Linked DNA regions of Mus musculus: region 2 is linked to region 1. Evidence: chromatin loops called from intact Hi-C (ENCODE). Cell type or tissue: gastrocnemius. All regions are shown on one strand.

Region 1 (2,500 bases):
CATACCAAATGTTAAAATGCACTTAGCTAACTTCCTTAGGAAGTCTGACAAAAAAAAAAAATCCAAATTCCTTTAGTAATCATTAGTTATAATAATGAGCTTGGCTATGTAGACCTGTAATTCATTGGATTATTGACTATGCTTTAAACTGAATTTTTATTAGTCTCTTTTCTGTGAACATAGGGATATTATGTGTCTGACTGTGAATGGTTTTTAAACCATTTGCAAGAGGGCCAGCAGTACCCTTGGGGGGGGGGGGCTGCCTGCTACAGCTTCTCCTTAAACAGCAGGTTAACCCTTTCTGTAGCATTCTAGGAAGAACAAATTGAAGCGCAGTCCCACAGCTGCTGACATACTGTCTGAGGTGATCCTAAGAAGTCCTCTGGCGTTTGCAATGTTCAGGGACATTTTTGAATCTTTTAAAACACCTATCTGCAAACTTTGACAAAGCCAGAAAAGAAAGGTAACTAGTCTTTCCAGAGAGGAGCATGCTAATCACACATTTTGCCACAATTTCTGAAAGAAGAAACAACCTGCAGCTTGTCCTGGCCTTGCAAACAAAAGATCAAATTCTGCGCTTTGTCTTGGCAAGAAACGAAACTGCAGCATTTTGTTAAGATTTTCTTCTTCTTCTTTTAAGTTCCAGGCTCCAAACTAAGACCTGAAACAGTTTTTGGTCGTCCCTGTCCCCACCCCCACCCTAGTTTACAGAAGAACAAAGAATAGTAAATTTAAAGGTTAAAACATTATTTAAGGACTATAATTAAGATTGTAATTAAGATAGTGGAGCACCCTACTAGAATCAATTGGCTGCACAAGTTCCAGCTGTAATCAGAGTGATCCTGTGTATCTTTCCCCTTCTTTGTATATATCAATTTATGAATTTCCAGGACCAGGACAATTAGGAAAAACTCAAAAGCGTGGGCTCTGAGGGCGACATAAGCCGCTCACTACGTTAATTTTGGAAGCAGGCCTAATAGAATTTGCCACAGGAAATAAGGAACAAACCTAGCAAGGGACAACTCTTCAAGCATCTTTAAAATTTTAGTAGGTATGTAAAAACACGAAAACTAGACTGGTTGAGCGTGTCAACACCACACAGACCTAGCAACTGAGCTTCTAACTGTGCCTCGGACAGTTCTCCAAAATGAGAAAAGTAACATTATCTGACCAATTTCTTCCCCAAGGCCAACCACCGTGTCCTCAACACAGTCCTCTCGCCTCTACAGCTAAGGTTGGATTCCGCCTCCCCGCGGCTGTCCTCAGCCCCTAGATCTCCTCCAGGTCCTCCCCTGTGGGGGACCCAGGATTGGTGGCTCTGCAACCTCGAAGCCACCAGGAGTGGTGGGAGGGGGGACACACAGGTGAAGTGGGGCTGAGTGACGGACACGCGCCTGGAAGCCCGGGACGGCCCCCCAGATTTCGCTACGCAGGCATTCCAGCTCTAGAGGACTCTTGCAGCAACAGACCAGCACCCTCGCTCAGGTCTCCGACTCCCCAGTGACCCCTGCCCGCGTAATGGGCCCGCCGCGCCGGGCGCGCCTGGGGGGCGGAGCCTTGCGGTGAGGTCCGGCTGCCGCAGCGCCGCCCTGCGCGAGGCGGTACTGCCGCGGCGGAGGGATACCGCGCACCGTATATATATCGCGGCACACAGGCTCGCGCTACGGCAGTGGTGCTGGGAGTCTCGTGTCCGTGGTGCCGTTACTCGAAGTCGGGCGGCGGCTGAGGCTCAGCGCACAACGCAGGTAGCGCGTTAGCAGCAGCAGAAGCGGAGGCACCTCGGCGGTCACAGCCCCTGCGCTGGTGCAGCCACCCTCGCCTGCTCCGTTCTTCCTTCCTTCGCTCGCACCATGGTAGGTTGGGATCGGCAGTGGCAGACGTAGCAGCTGCCCGAGCTTTCTGAACAGATTTGTAGTTGAGTCTTGGGGTCTCCCCCTTTTCCTGGTTGAGGTTACCCCCTACCCCATTTTGCCAGGTGTTACGCAGCAGCTGCAGTGAAAGGGGATGTATTTTCGGGTTTGCATCTCCGCTCTGGCTGCCAGAGAACCTCCTCTGAGTTTTGGGCGCCTCTGGGGCTGGACTCTACAGTGGGCTGTGCGCGGGCTGGAGCCGCTGCCACAGCTGCACCGGGGCCTTCCGCATCCACCCCCTCCGCCAGCCCCGCACCCACTGCATCCAACGCGCCGCACCCGGGCTGCCTGCAGCGCAGCGCCTCGGCCGGGGCCAGCGGGGCGGGGGAGCCGGGCGGGGCAGGCCGCGACGTCCCGGTAGTCAGTCCCCGACCGCGGAGAATGAATGGGTCGCGGCGAGCCGGGAGACGTACAGGGCTTGGACCGCGGCCTCGGGGTGTCCTCAGCCACCTTCAGACCCCCTGACCAGCCCAGTCGGGAGTCCCCCCTCGCTTGCGGTCCCCTCCTTCCTCCCGGGGGGCGCGGCGCGGGCGTGAGCTGGGAAGGAAGGAGCCGGGGAAGGGTGGGGTTGGGGGCAGGAAGGCGAAGGC
Region 2 (2,500 bases), 220 kb after region 1:
TAGAACACATCTCATCTTTCCAAAAAGCCACAGAACGGGTCAGCAGGTGCAAGACTGTCAGCCAGACTCCGGAGGCTGTGACAGATGATCAAGGTATCTGGCTCTTGTCTGGGTTGCATTTTAAATCATGCAAAGATTTGAGATAAAAATGTGCTTCTGTAAGATGCAAGCCACAGGGGTAAAGGCTTCTCCGAATTCTCATTCACAACAACAAGCCCAGAACTTTAAGACACTGACTAATTGGCTCAGTATGTAAATATCCCCCCAGCCCTCTCACCCACACAGATGAGATGTTATCAGGTCAGAAGCTTTGTGCTAGCATAAAAAGAGAAGCCTGTGCTCAGGACTCTAAGTAGCACTAAGGAAGTTCATTGGAGACATGAACAAAAATTAGGGAGTAGGCCTGGGACATGCAGCCTAACCTGCCTGTCCCTCCACTCATTTGTATGGGATTCGAGTTCATGGCTAACAACGTACATTGCTCTGGGCTGAAGCTCAGTGCTCTGGAGTAATCTGAGGGGAGGAAACAGTCACAGCTAAAAAGGGATGGGAACGGCTACGACAGCTAATTCTATTTCCATATCACCAATTAAATGCCTACCGTGTACATAAAGGGCAGCCCTCTGAACTCATGAAACAAGGACATGCCTGAGATGATGTCACTACAGACTCTGGTAGACCACAGAAAGAACTGTTTTGCCATGGTGGAAATTAGACCTTGAACAGTACTTCAAAGCTAAATATTGTAACTGTGGGAAGGCTACAAATAGGACCTGGTCATTTGGGGCGTCTCCTATGTCCTCTTTGCAGAACGAACTATTTATAGAGTTATGGAAGCACAGAATTTTCTAGCCAGAAATGATCCAACAGAGTCAAGAAGTGAAAGGGTTTGCTCAGGCTCTAAGTGTGGCAAGAGAGCAAACTGGGAGCTTCCCACCATGCTGTCACCACCTTGGACAAAAGAAAGATGAGCTCTATAAAGCAGAGATGGCTTGAGAGGAAGGAACAAATACGAATCCAAGAGCTCACATGTGTATTTTGTGCACTGATATTCAAATTACTTCACACACACAAATAGCATAAATTCTATGCTCTGGTGAGGACAGCTAATGAGATAGATGCTTCTTAGGTACTGGTTCAAACCGGAAAGCAAATCCATTAAAGCCAGGTGAAGAAGCCCTGTGCCTGATGTTCTGCCCTCTGCTACCTGATACATAATGAGGAGAGAAACCCAATTCCCTTTTCTGGCTGGCTGTGGTTTCTCCCACGCAAGACGGAGGCCCTCTGCTGGAGGAATGTACAAATCTTTAGGTAGAAGGAGGCTGAGCCTGCTGAGGGGAAATCTGCAAGAGGTCCTGGCAGAGGAAGACTCTGGCGTGAGTGCGAGCTGTCCCCAGCTGGATCCCAGACTGTGTTCAGGATTCAGAATCAGACTCTGCTCAGCCCAGAAGAATTCTGCTCCTAAACAAAGAGTCCAGAGCAGTGGCAGAGTAGCGCAGGCCTGAGGCTGGTCAAATGAGGGTGGCATCCCAGAACAGCAGGGAAGGGGTGCCACGTTTTAAATATTAGAAATAGTCACAAGCACCCTAAATACCAAGTTCTTCAATTCTCACCAAACAGTCTATAACAAACAAACATTTTAAAGTCAGATATTACTCAATCACTTCCTATTCGCCACTGAACAGAAAAAAAAAAAGCTACATGTTTAATCATGATAGCAAGGAAGAAAAAGGAGGAAAATGAAAAAAAAAAAAACCCACATGATTGCTTTCATATTTCTAAACTATTAGTTTGTCCCTAAAATGCTGAGGCCCATTAAATAGCTAGAACAAACTGTTGCTTAAAGTTTCCACTCAAAGTTGAACATCAGAACACCTGGTTCTGAGGGTTTCCACAGACTCCTGACAGGAGGTCATTTATTCCATTTCACCGCCCTTGACTGAGATGGTACGATGATGTCAGAACTCACTACGGTAAGGTTTTTGCCAGGATCAAGCAGCACACTCTGGCAAGGTGTCAGAGCCTGGGTCGTCTCCTGCACTTTGCTTTCTGTGCTGGGTGTGTTTCCCCCAGGTTGGAGCAGCTCCAACAACTCAGCTAAGACCAGGGAGGAAAGCGCCTGCAATCTTTAGGACCAGCTGTGTGCTCAGCCTGGCAGGCCAGGCCACCTTTGATCCCTGTGCCATTGCTGTGCCCAGCCCCACAGGCAGAGCTGCAGTGTCCCTTGGCCTATGCATGGTCAAACTCACCCCTTTTCATAGTGGGAGGAGTCTCCTCTACCTTTCACCCACTCCTGTGCCTTCTCCCTTCCCCTTTCTATGCGTGTTTGTTGTTCTCTAGACTCTCATCATTCCAGGGCTCTCTGTGACCCCCAGGCTTGACTTCCTGCGAGCCTGTGCTACCCCACAGTTGTCTGTACAACCTTGAAGGTTCCAGCTCTCCAGCAGTTGGCCCTTCCTCTTTTTTTATTTTCAATTGTTTAAATCAAACTTTGAGTTAA

The links. Peaks named below come from ENCODE experiments on the same cell type or tissue, not always from the same donor. Only the 100,000 strongest peaks of a DNase experiment are listed, where the experiment ranks them.
Region 2: a loop joins it to region 1, with 6 times the contacts of the local background. A loop is called at or near these places in 16 of 42 quality-filtered maps.

Annotation. Positions count from the first base shown.
Region 1 is chr12:100,197,864-100,200,363 of GRCm38, forward strand. Calm1 (calmodulin 1) reads left to right here and starts at 1,572. Exons shown (of 6, transcript NM_009790.5): 1 at 1,572-1,853. The coding sequence starts at 1,851. In gastrocnemius, a CTCF peak has its summit at 1,399; DNase peaks (open chromatin) are centred at 1,618, 2,221 and 2,450; H3K4me3 peaks cover 2,266 bases; H3K27ac peaks cover 2,500 bases.
Region 2 is chr12:100,420,434-100,422,933 of GRCm38, forward strand. The region is part of intron 5 of Ttc7b (tetratricopeptide repeat domain 7B); the gene reads right to left. Among named protein-coding and RNA genes, the nearest start is that of Gm51958, 72 kb to the left of the region's middle. In gastrocnemius, a CTCF peak has its summit at 1,285 (motif pointing left); DNase peaks (open chromatin) are centred at 1,301 and 2,039; H3K4me3 peaks cover 1,035 bases; H3K27ac peaks cover 2,500 bases.